Regions from separate parts of the Homo sapiens genome. Here region 2 is linked to region 1. Evidence: chromatin contacts called from ENCODE Hi-C or POLR2A ChIA-PET data. All regions are on one chromosome and are shown on one strand. Each heading gives the region's core, a stretch centred on a gene start or an enhancer-like site at or near the end of the contact. The rest is flanking DNA. Distances are from core to core; before and after follow the strand shown. Region 1 overlaps LINC01622 (long intergenic non-protein coding RNA 1622). Region 2 has its middle 31 kb from the start of LINC01622.

Region 1 (6,485 bases), core at 1,117-3,616:
AGTACAGGGTGTCTCGGGCAAAGAAGGACCAAAGAGCACACAGGGTGCTTTTGCATCTTCAAGGCTGGCAGCTGCAGGAACGCTGGGAGAAGACACTACTGGCTCACATATTGATGTCGTCCTTGAGGATAGATCTTGGTAAGGGGTCACCCTCAAAAGCTCTTCCTGCAGGGACCTTGTTGTGGGCTGAATTCTGTTCTCCTTAAAATTCATACATTGAGTCCTGACCCCCAGGACCTCAGAATGTGCTGTCTTGGAGATAGGGTCTTAATGAGGTAATTAAGGTAAAATGAGGTCATAGGGGTGGGCCCTAATGTGATGGCTGATGGCCTCATAGAAAGAGATTAGGACTAAGACAACACACAGACTGAGGGGTGACCATGTGAAGACACAGGGAGAAGACAGCCATTGACAAGCCAAGGAGAGAGGCCTCAGGAGACAACTATCCTGCCCACATCTTGCTCTGGAACTTCCAGCCTTCAGAACTGTGCAGAAATGAATGACTGTTGTTTTAGCCCCCTCATTTGTGGATTTCGTTATGGCAGATCCAACAGACGAATGCAGACCTCAGTAAGAAGAAAATGGGTTAGAAGAGCACTAGGGGCCCTTCATGGCTATTGATGAGGCCCTCTTGGACAGGCTAAAATCACTGGGTATTTTCAAGGGCAAGCATTATGAATCCAGCAGCAAAGCCAATGGAAGTTGTTACAGTTAATGTCAGCCAATAAGAACTGCTATGGTTTGAATGTCTGTCCCCTTCAAAACTCGTGTTAAAATTTAATCCCCAACATGGCAATATTGAGAGTTGAGATCTTTCAGGAAGGCTCTTCCCTGATGAATGAATTAATCCATTCATGGATGACTGGATTAATAGATTAATGGGTTATCCTCGGAGTGGGACTGGCAGCTTTATAAGAAGAGGAAGATCTGGCTAGCATGCTCAGCCCCCTCACCATGTGATGCTCTGCATTGCCCCAGGACTCTGCAGAGAGGCCCCACCAGCAAGAAGGCTCTGGAGCCCCATATACAGCCTCTCGACCTTGGACTTATTAGCCTTCATAACTATAAGAAATAAATGCCTTTTTAAAATAAAGCACCCAGTTGTGGGTATTCTGTTATAAACAACAGAAAACAGAGACAAGAACCTGGAGAATAAAAGACCCACCATGAATATTGAAACAAACAAAGTATCTCCTCTTCATGCCAGTCCTTCTAAAGGCCAAGCCTTGTAGATCTTGGATTCCCTCTTCTCTCTCATTACTCATATTTATTCCCGTATGGAGCTCGACTGTGTTTTCCTTTAGAATGGCCAGCGGGTCTGCTCCTTCCACTCCGTGCACATGTCCACTTGTGCGTCTGAGTCTTCACCACCTACACCGAGATGGCTTCCACAGTCTCCTCTCTGGATCCCTGCTTTCAGTCATCCTCTCTCAGTATCCATCCTACATGGTTTTACAGAGAGCTAAAACCACTCTTTCATCGTGTCATTCCATGAATATGTATTTGGTCTTCAACCCACTTCTTGGCATACAACTCTAAATATCCTGGAATGTCCAAAGTAGTGTCTTTTCATGTGAATGAGTTGACTGATGGCTGACAGCTCCTAGGCAGCTCCTGGACAGGATGGGGCTGGACACTGAAAAGACCAAACCAGGATTAGAGGGTTGGGACTTTCAGTCCATCCTGCAGCCTCTGAGGAGGAGAGAGTGGCTGAAGATTGAGTTGATTGCCAATGGCCAATGGTCTAATTAATCCTACCTACATAATAAAGCCTCCATGAAAACCCAAAAGGACTGGGTTTGGGGAGCTTCCAGGTAGCTGAACGGGGGGAGGTTCCTCAAGGGAGGCATGCCTAGAGATGGCAAGGAAGCTCTGCGTCCCTTCCCCCCTACCTTGCTCTATGCACCTCTTAATCTTTATACTTTGTAATATGCTTCATGATAAACCAGTAAATGCACATGTTTTCCTGAGTTCTGTGAGCCACTGAGGTAAACCAATCAAACCCAAAGAGGGAGTTGTAGGAACCCCAACTTGAAGCCGTTCAGTCAAAATTTCCCCAGACCTAGACTTGTCACTGGTGTCTGAAGGGTGAACAGTCTTGGAGACTGAGCCCTCCACTATGGGATCTGACCCTGTCTCCAGGTGGAGAGTGTTATAATTGAATTGGAGGACAATCAGGTTGTCCTCACACATCTGGTGTCAGAGCGTGCAGTGGTAGAGACACAGTTTGAGTTTTCTCCACTCATACACTCTTACCCAGAAGTCTTTTCCCAGTTCCTCCATACTTTGTCCCCTCTCTGTGCCCACTGTCTCATTTGTCACTGTCACCTAAGACTTGCTGGACCAGTTCTTTATCTGGCCTTGGAACAAGTCAGGCCGTGTTCATGCATCGTGACCATTCATGCTGCTTCTCTTGCTGAAACGTGCCATGTGGGTATTAGGGAAACCCTTTCTGTGGATTAGAGAAATCTCACCTATTTCTCAAACTCCAGCCTAAAGACCCATATCCTCCAGAAATCCTTCGCTGACAACTTTATCACACCCTGAACTTTTTTTCCCTTTTCAAATTTTACATCACACTTTTGGGCCACTGGGCATATAATTTAGTATTTCATCAATTTCTGTAGCTGTATGTTAGAGTTTTCTTTAAGGAGCTCGTCTCATTTAACTGGTCCCTTCCCCTGCTGTCCTCCCATCAGCATTATTCTTGTCTGCACACGTCAGTTGGGATGCTCATCAGATCACAGTGCTCCTTTGCTCAAGAGCCCCCACGTCTTGTCATCTCACTGGAATAAAACCCAGCATCCTCAGCTGATCTGCGAGGGCCTTTACCAGCCATGCAATCTTGGCTGCAGGTAACAGTCATTTGAAGAACTTTGGAAAACAATCAAGTCTTGGCCCCAACCTATACAACAATTGAATTAAAATTTCTCAGAAATAAGTGCAGGAATTGGTATTAATTTTAAATGTCCAAGATGAAACTTTACCAGAAGATAAGCTCCATGAATGTAAAAAAATTGCTTGCTGTGTTCACTGCTGAATCCCTAGGTCCTAAGACAGAGCAGATATAAATAGATTGAATACATCTTTCAAATGAAATTGTACATATGCTTGAAGATGGAAATCAGAGGTAAAACTTATTTTTTCATATTCATATTACTGAGCATTCGGGGCTTGAAATGCTGGAATTTGTATTCAAATTTTCCACATTTTATTTTTAGCAAGTTTGAATCATACCTTACTCCTTGACTCTGAGGCCTAAATGTTTTCAATCTTCTCAACTGCTAAGTATCCATTGCAAAAATGGGGTGCTTTCATGCACAACAGGTGAAGTGAACATTCATTTTCGTTAACAGTCCATCAGTTTTATTTTAAAAAAACTCAATGTCTACTTAGCTTTTATCTCTAAAAGATAAAAGATTAATCCTTATCTATCATTCTGTGGCTGTCCTAAGTTCCTATTGTGATCTAGCTCATGCAAAGTGTCAAAGAGCATGGAAAACATACTTCCCACAACAAGGTGTTGATGACCCACACTGTGGCAAGCACTGCCCAAGTAATTTTGCATGGATGATTTTTAAATTAAGAAACAAAACATGTAAGGCAGAAATAGGTGTTTTTAATTTTAAAGTCAGAGAAATTAATGTTCAGAAAGGCCAGTTTCTTGTCCAAGAAACTGCGAATGAGTGGCAGGTTTGTTACACTGATCCGAGCTGGTCTGATGATGAAAACCTGGTTCTTTCTGCTACACTGTGTTGTTTTCCCAGTCATCTACCTCGGGTAGGAAACAACTCCTCCCACCGCAGACATAATGGTGCTTACTACTGTCAACAGGCTTGAGACCACTGGGTGAGAAAATTCGGGAGAAGAAACCTGAAAAATTCCCATCAGATTTCAAAACACATTTGACAGAACATAGCAAAGAGGCTGAAAGTGGACAGGCGCTGAGCCTGTTCTTCCGGAAGGCCGATGGACATGAGCTCACTTCTGTCCTCAGCAGGAACCTCTGCCCCGCCATAGACTCCCAGTCCCCATCAGCCTGAGCAGCCGAGACAACAGGAAACAGATAACAAAACCCTTGTCCCTCTGCCCACAAGGTCGCTGGTTGTGTTGTAGGTAGGTCTCAAGGAAAGGTCAAGCAAAGCTTCAGCAGCCCCCTGGAGTTGAACATCTGAGCTTAGAAGCCTTGGAGAAGGAGTCTCTTTGAAAATGAGGGAAGTTTAATTCTTTTTGAATGCTGGCAGAAGTCCAGGATGTGAGAATGTTTTCTTTCTTTTGTGCAAGTCAAGCAAGCAAAGGGAAAAGCGTGTGTGTTTGAAGGACGGTGGGAGGGGAGTTACTATTTTGGGGCATGACAGCAGCAACGTGGAAATGCGAAGTCTGCCTCCAGCCCCAAACTCCTGAGCAGAAAGCGGGCAGAGGCCACGGACGTGGCTTAGAGTGGGCTCTACTGGGAAGGAGCTGTGAAGTGACAGTGGCAGAGGGAGGGCGTGCTGCTGCTTTCCTTGGTCTTATTTCTTTCCTGTGGAGGTCGGGGTGGGTGGGGAAAAGGCTGAAGAAGCTGGAAGAAGAATTAAGACGTCTCTTAAAGTATTCGTGTAATGAAGAAGTGACCTGTGGTCAGTTTCCTGGAGGGTTGTATGTGGCCCCTCGAGTGTGATTAGCCATGGAAAGCAGGAATAAAAACCTCGTGGTAATGACTTGCTCAGGAAGGCAACTACTGAGATTCTAGAAAAATAGTTAAAATGGTTGCTTCATAAGCTGAATACAAACTCTGACAAGAGGAAATGCTGAAAGTCGAAAAGAAATTGGAATGGCTTGAGGGATGTCTAGAAGATACTCACAATCCACCCAGAACTGATCTTGAGGCTCCACGTCTACCAAGAACTTGGTAGCCAAATATCTTTGGGTTTTTTATGCTTTTTATTTTTAGTTGACACATGATAATTATACATATGTATGGGATACATAGTGATATTTGTGTACTCAATGTATAATGATCAAATCAGGGTAACAAATCCACCAGCTCAAACCTTTATTATTTCTTTGTGTTGTGAACATTCAAAATCTTCTTTTCTACTTCTTTGAAAATATACAATAAATTATTATTAACCATATTCATTCTGTGGTGCTGCAGAAGTCCAGAACTCATGCCTCTTATCTAGCTGTAATTTTTTTTTTTTTTTTTTGAGACAGAGTCTTGCTCTGTCACCCAGGCTGGAGTGCAATGGTACGATCTTGGCTCACTGCAACCTCTGCCTCCCGGGTTCAAGTGATTCTCCTGCCTCAGCCTCCCAAGTAGCTGGGATTACAGGTATGCGCCACCACGTCTGGCTAATTTTTGTAGTAGAGATGGAGTTTCTCCGTGTTGGCCAGGCTGCTCTTGAGCTCCTGACCTCAGGAGATCCGCCCGCCTTGGCCTCTCAAAGTGTTGGGATTATAGGCATGAACCACTAGCTGTAATTTCGTATCCCATAACCAACCTCTCCCCATCCTTTCTTCTCCCCATCAGCACCTCTCCCAGGCTCTATTCTACTCTTTAGTTACGTTAGTTCATTTTTTTCTTTCTTTCTTTTTTTTTTTTTTTTTTTTTTTGTTGTTGTTGTTGAGACAGAGTCTTGCTCTGTAGCCAGGCTGGAGTACAGTGGCACGATCTTGGCTCAATGCAACCTCCGCCTCCTGGTTCAAGTGATTCTCCTGTCTCAGCCTCCCGAGTACCCGGGACTACAGGGCTGCAGCACCACGCCCAGATAATTTTTGTATTTTTAGTAGAGACGGGGTTTCACCATGTTGGCCAGGATGGTCTCAATCTCTTGACTTCGTGATCTGCCCACCTTGGCCTCCCAAAGTGCTGGGATTATAGGCGTGAGCCACTGCACCAGGCTGAGTTCATTTTTTTTTTTTTAATCTCCTGCATACGAGTGAAATTATGGTCTGCCTCAGACATTGCATTACCCCCGGACCAGTAGGAAAAACCTGGAAAACAGAGCATGTCAGTGTTCTACCGTCTAGTTTATATTCCTTTGATCCTTTAACATTCCTTCAATTCTGTGCAGATGTGGTGCTAGCTACAAAGGAGGGATATTAGAAAATCATAAACATTGTTTGAGTTGCACGTGGGTCTGCCATGCAGGCAGAAGGATGCAGCGGGAGTGGGGCGCACCAGGTGGCTCAGTCTGCAAACCCAGGTGTGAAAGAAACCAACTTCATTTTGAATGATTAAGCCCAGTTTCTGTTAAGAGCCGAGATTCCCCAAATCCAGTGGGGCAGTAATATTCTCCCATTTCCTAAATTCTGCGACTCATTATTTCTACAGAAAAATGTGGTCTAGCCTGGGCAACATACAAAGATCCTGTCTCTACAAAACTTTTTTAAAAATTAGCTGGGTGTGTAGCCCCAGGCACTCTGGAGCCTGAGGAGGGCTGATCCCTTGAGCCTAGGTCTTCACGGCTGCAGTGAGCTGTGATCACAGCACTTTAATCCAG
Region 2 (6,433 bases), core at 2,733-5,232, 81 kb before region 1:
CAAAGACCCTGCATAGCCAAAACAATCCTGTCCAAAAAGAACAAAGCTGGAGGCATCGCACTACCTGACTTCAAAGTCTGCTGCAAGTCTAAGTAACCAAAACAACATGGTACTGGCGTAAAAACAGACACATGGACCAGTGGAACAGAAGAGAGAACCCAGAAATAAATCCACGTATTTATATCCAGCTGATTTTCAACAAAGAGTCCAAGAACATACACTGAGGAAACAATAGTCTTGTCTTTGTTAAGGCCTCAAAAGCACAGGCAACAAAAGTAAAAACAGACAAATGGGATTATATCAAACGAAGAAGCTTCTGCACAGCAAAGGAAAAATCAAAAGAGAGAAGAGACAGCTGGAGAATGGGAGAAAATATTTGTAAACTATTTAATAAGGGATTAATATTCAAAACATACAAAAACTCAAACGACTCAACAGCAAATAATAATAATAATCTGCTTAAAATATGGGCAAAGGAGCCACATAGACACTTCTCAGAAGAAGATGTACAAATAGCCAATAAGTATATGAAAAAATACTCAACATCACTAATCACCAAGGAAATTCAAATTAAAACCACAGTAAAATATCATCTCACCCCAGTTAGGATAACAAAAAGACAAAAAGTAACAAATGCTGGTGAAGATGTAGAGAAAAAGGAAAACATTATGAGAAACAGTATGGAGGTCCCTTAAAAAGCTATAAATAGGACTACCAGATGATCCAGCAATCCCTCTACTGGGTATATGCCCAGTATGGATTTGGATTTCTTTTCAATCCAAGGGAAAGGAAATCAATATGTTGAGGAGACATTTGCACTTATGTGTTTATTGCAGCAGTATTCACAATAGCCAACACATGAAATCAACCTAAATGACTGTAACAGATGAATAAAGAAAATGTGGTACATGGTACATATATACAATGGAATACTATTCACCAAAAAACACAAATCCAGTCATTTATGCCAAAATGGATGAGCTTGGAGGACATTATGTTAAGTAAAATAGGGCAGACACAGAAAGACAAATACAGCATGTTCTCATTCATATGTGGAAGCTTAAAAATTTGAAAGTAGGCCGGGCACGGTGGCTCATGCCTGTAATCCCAGCACTTTGGGAGACCGAGGCAGGTGGATCACGAGTCAGGAGTTCGAGACCAGCCTGACCAATATGGGGAAACCCTGTCTCTACTAAAAATACAAAAATTAGCCGGGCATGGTGGCGTGTGCCTGTAATCCCAGCTACTCAGGAGGCGGAGGCAGGATAATTGCTTGAACCCGGGAGGCGGAGGTTGCAGTGAGCCAAGATCGCGCCACCACACTCCAGCCTGGTGACAGAGTAAGACTGTCTCAAAAAAAAAAAACACAACAAAAATGTCTAGGAGCAGAGAGTAGACTAGTGGTTACTGGAGGCTAGGACGGGTAGCAGCAGAGATTGGATAGGGAGAAGTTGGTTAATTAATACAAAATTACAGCTAGGGAGGAGGAATAAGTTCTAGTGTTCTGCAGCACTGTAGGGTAACTATAGTAAACAACCATTTATTGTATTTTTTCAAATAGCTAGAAGAGAGGATTTCGAATGTTACAAACACAAATAAATGATAAAGATTTGAGGTGACAAACTGCTAATTACCCTGATTTGATCATTATACATTGTATACATGTATCAAAATATCACATTGTACCCCCAAAATATGTACAATTATGATGTATCAATTAAAAATATAGACTTAAACATTCTTATATGTTAAATGAAAATAATTTAGGAACAGCTATACTCTAAAAGAAAGTGTTCTGATCATATTCTATAAGAACAAGAAAAAGGATGAGAATGTGAGGGAAAGTTGGTTTCTGTGATAACCTCAAGTCTAATTAGAAGCAGTAATACATTGAGGCAGTCACAGAATCGTCTGTTCTAGTGATACACCAAGAAAGAAGTATTAATAAGTATTTAATATGGGTGTTCTATAAATTATCCCTCTAAAGTTTTTGTACTCTTTTGAGCTTCTTGAATATGTGAATTTCTTTCTCAGCAAATTTGGAAAATATTTGGCCACGACTTTTCAAACATTCTTCTAGAACCCTAATCGCACGCACTGCATCTATTTGAGAGCTTTTGGTTTGGTTGCTGAGGCTTCTTCGCTCGCTTTCTTTTTATCCCTTTTTCTCTTTGCTCTTCAAATTGGTTAATTTCTATAGATTGAAGTCCAAGTTCACTGAATCTTTCTTTTGACCTCTGCACTCTCCCGTTATGCCCATTTAGTAAAATTTTCATTTTAGATATTGTATTTTCAGATCTAGAATTTCCATTTGGCTGTGCTTTCCTAGTTGTTCATTAATTACAAGTATAATTTCCTTTATGTCCCAGAGCTGAGCTTAAAAATCCTTATCTGTTCATTACAACATCTAGGTGATTCTGGGTCAATCTTCATTGAAACTCCCCTTCAGTTTCTTCGAATATCTGATTTTGGATCCTGTTCTGGATGTTGCAAATGATTTGCTGTAGAGGTTCTGAATTATGGTATATTTCTCTGCAGAGTATTGAATTTCCATTTTAGCAGACAGTTAACTAAACTGGACGGAAACTCCAAACACTGTCTCTCTAGTGTGGTGCCTTCCTCCAAGTGTGGACTCCCCTTACTTCTGCCTGCTTCTCTCCAGTGCCTCCAGATAGTTGTTTTTTAAAAATATTTTGACTAGTGTTTATAGCTGTTACTTCCAAGAGATTTAGTCTGATAGGAGCTGCTATTCTGCTACCAGAACCTGGAAGTCCTTTGCACTCTTTTGAACTATCAAATTTTAGTGATATTCCTACCTCAGGAATCTACTTCTAGGCATTATCGTTTATAAATTGTATCTTTTCTATGGCATGTTTTGATTGAGCTATCAAATCCACGTGCAATGTGCTATGATGGAAAATGCCTGCTGGGGGTGTCAGGAGACCTGCTTTCCCTAAACCTGCTGGCCTTGGACTGCCCACTCCCCCCTTATGGAGCCTGTTGTCTCACGCATGAAGTGTGCAGGCCTGACTGCTGACATTGCTGGAAAAAGCAAATCTCAGTAAAAGATCAGGGGGATGCTTTTATTCTGAAAAAGAAGCGTTTGATGAAATAGGAGTTTTTACATCTTGGTGGGAGATAGGCCGTCCTTGCCCCCCACCCACACCCTTACGTTTAATTTTTAAGCCCAAGTGATGAACTTCTAATTGTAGAAGCAGGTGTACATTTAGGGTTGAGGTGAGAACATTTCAGAGGCCAGGTAGGTCCTCTAGGTCTCTGTGAACATGCACGCACCCCCCTGCCCTAGACACATCTCTCATAAGTCTCAATCTAAGTCAACACTGAAAATAGATCTTAAGGCAAGAATTTTGTCCCTTCTGTATTCTAAATGTAAACTAAACTGTAAGTCCATGTGTAATTATTCTGGCCTGGAGGCTGCAGTGCTATATACACACTGCGGCACTGTGAACACTTCCCAAGTTTATTTAGTGCTGAGTGCTATGCCGTGCATGTCAGAGCTGAGAATAATCCTGTCTGTGGTCTCCACTCCTCTGGGGCATTCTTAGTGCTCTGTGACTAACATGCAGGACCTGTCATGTGAGCCCCAGGAAGGGCTGTTGAATCATGCCAATCTGAGAGGCCAACAACACGTCAATTAACTGGAAACATTAACTAGGAGCAGGGTGGGGGAGGGGAGAAACGTGAGTTGGGGAGAGAGAGACACACACACACGGACAGAGACGGGAGAGGAGAGAGAGATGAAGAGATAGAGAGGAGGAGAGGGAAGGGAGGATAGGCAGGAGAGAGCCAAAAAGATAGAGAGTGAAAGGAAGAGAGAGATAAGAGAGAAGGAAAGATGAGAGGGAGGAAGATGGAGAAAGTAGAAGAGCAGGAAACAACAGTTGGAGAGAGAGAAAGAAGGAGAGAGAGAAAGAGAGACACTGAGCCCTGGGGACAGAGGGAAGGACAGCTGGGCTGGAGGCAGGGGGCCTGGGAGCCTGGTCAAGTCAGTCCATGAGGCTGCTCTGAGACGTCACTGGGGGCAGGGAGAGAGTTATCCAGAACTTTAGTACAGTCTTCTTTCTAGAAAACAGTGCTACCAGAAAGGGCTTATGTCCAGATCTGAGGTGCACTTACTTGTTCCCGAAGATCCAAATCTAAGTTGCTTTTAGATTCTACTCTGTGCTTCCACGGAGTCTACTCTAACGACCTTGGCCAGGTCTCTGGCCTCCATCAAGGAACGACCAGAATTCCTGGGTCTGGCCACAGGTTTTGGCCCCGCCTCAGAGGGTTGGGTGAGGGGGCTTAGCAGGTGTAGGAGAGCTTGCTCTGGGCAGTAGCTGTGGGCCTTACTTCTGTATTTGCCGCAGTATCTGATTTGCCCTGTAGAGCATTTATGTCACTAGGTTTTTACAAAAGTTGCTTTTTGACTTATTGCCTTAGTGACGAGTTGTCAGGTTTTTCTCTGTTTAAGTGGCTACAGCTGAATAGCTCAGGCCAAACTTAAAGCTCACACTTGAGACTTGACGTGCTCAGCTCCTGCTAAAGAGGCTCCAGGGCAGCGCCTGCCTTTCCGGGAAGCTCCCCTGAGGGTCACCGAGGCTGCAGAGAACACCCGGTGATGACTGCATGGATCTCCTTCATCTGCTGGGATTCAAGCTGTGTTGCTGGTGAGGCAAAGGGCCCCTTCTCTCCAGGTTCTAGCACAGCCTCACCACCAGGAGCTCCTTCCAGAAACGATGGTGCTGGCAGCTCTGACTAAACAGTTAGGCCAATAGGGAACTAGAGGAGCTGGGTTCAAACCTCTTTTCCAGTATCTTGTTGGGCTGAGAGCCCTTGGAGGAAGGGTTTCAGTGTGAGTCTGGAGAAAAACAGATCCAAACTCAGCGTCATAAAAACATGCGGTTGGAACACCTGTCCTTCATCTGGCTTCAGGAGAGGGCTACAGGCTTGAAGATGCTTCTCCACAACTCCGGAGAAAGCAGCATTTGCCCTTTGTTTCTTTGGGAGCTGCCAGGGCATGTCTTACAAGAAATCCCTACTTCCACCCCTACTTCCACAGCTGACCCACCACATATGATGTGTGTGTCAAAGATGACCGTCAATAGTTAGGACGTCAGCTGAGCCTGTGGCCTCCATCGGGTGGGAGGTGGTCCTGGTGAAAAACAATAGTCAAATGGCCTCAACCATTCCCTCTCTCCTCGGGAAAGCTGTGATGATGGTGGAGTAAAGGGGAGATGCCTTTCCAGGCCCCATGCAGTTGGTGTTTCTGTTCTTCATGTCGCCAGCTGCATTTCCATTTTGGAAAGGCTGGGCTCCTCAGGTCACTCCTAGGTTCCCATGTTTCAGTGAATTCCGGGACGTGAACACTCAATGCTGAAGGCAATCTGTGCGTGCCATTCTCTGGCATTTTTTTTGTTATTTTATTATTATATATATTTTTGGAGGCAAGGCCTTGCTCTGTTGTGCAGGCTGGAGTGCAGTGTGATCAGGGCTCACCACAGCCTTGAACTCCTGGGCTCAAGAGATCCTCCCACCTTAGCCTCTCAAGTAGCTGGAACCACAGGCATGTACCACCACACTTGGCTAATTTTTTCTTTTAATTTTGTTTTTGTAGAGACAGGGTCTCACTATATTGCCCAGGATGGTCTTGAACTCCTGAGCTCAAGCAATCCTCCTGCCTTGACCTCACAAGGTGCTGGGATTACAGGCGTGAGACTCTGTACCTGGCCAGGAATCCTATTATGAAATAAAAAATTGAGAAAAGAAGAAGGAAACTGGGCGTCTCGGCCAGGACTGTGAGCTTCAGGAGCCAGGGGTGCACCTAAAGTGGCATCTTCATATCCTCTCTGGAGGCTGAGCTCAAGGCCTCCAAGGGGGCAAAGGCCCCAGGGTGCTCATCAATCAAAACATCAGTTGTGTGTTGGGATAGACCTTCTAGAATGTCAAGGAGTAATTTGAAAGGACTGCATTTCTCACCACGTCCCACCCCCCAAACCCCCACCCCCGCCAGTCTGGTGTGTTGCTGCTGAGCTCCATTCTTAGATGTGAAATATCACGCGATGACACTGTTTGTATCCCTGTCTGTCTATGTGTCTCTCTGCAGCTAGTTTTCAACAATACGCTCTTTCATTTGAGTGGAATGTCAAGATTCCTGAGCCAGACCAAGTTCACTTGGGAGAACAGGCTTTCCAGATGTGTGGATGAGAGGCTGGGAAGGGAGGGACGAGGCATGTGCTTAGCGAGCCGGATGGGAATACTTGGCCATGAAGGGCCAGCTCTCTTGGTAGCAAGGCTATGGGGAAGGTCTTAGTGGCTTTTATCTTGAACTTAAGTCACCCTCTCCCCTGTGTTTGGACTGCATTTGGAACGCTTCCAAGACATTTCTATAAAATTACTTTTATGTGTTATAAAATGAAATATGTAGTACCAG

What was found. Hi-C counts contacts between places; a loop is a spot of excess contacts on that map. ChIA-PET counts read pairs that join two places held with the same protein, here RNA polymerase II (POLR2A).
Region 2: a map of Calu3 shows a loop between it and region 1 (3-fold over the local background). The contact joins two enhancer-like sites. A Hi-C loop is called at or near these places in 2 of 168 maps with a recorded cell type or tissue (Calu3 and astrocyte of the cerebellum). POLR2A ChIA-PET finds 5 or more read pairs at or near these places in 2 of 52 experiments (HepG2 and activated B cell).

What each region holds. Positions count from the first base shown.
Region 1 is chr6:1,045,977-1,052,461 of GRCh38, reverse strand. All of the region lies in intron 1 of LINC01622 (long intergenic non-protein coding RNA 1622), which reads left to right. Among named protein-coding and RNA genes, the nearest start is that of LINC01622, 52 kb to the left of the region's middle. Within about 2 kb of position 2,366, at least 2 of the 41 ENCODE cell types and tissues checked have a DNase peak (open chromatin) inside an H3K27ac peak, as active enhancers do.
Region 2 is chr6:1,129,058-1,135,490 of GRCh38, reverse strand. No RefSeq gene overlaps it. Among named protein-coding and RNA genes, the nearest start is that of LINC01622, 31 kb to the right of the region's middle. Within about 2 kb of position 3,982, at least 4 of the 41 ENCODE cell types and tissues checked have a DNase peak (open chromatin) inside an H3K27ac peak, as active enhancers do.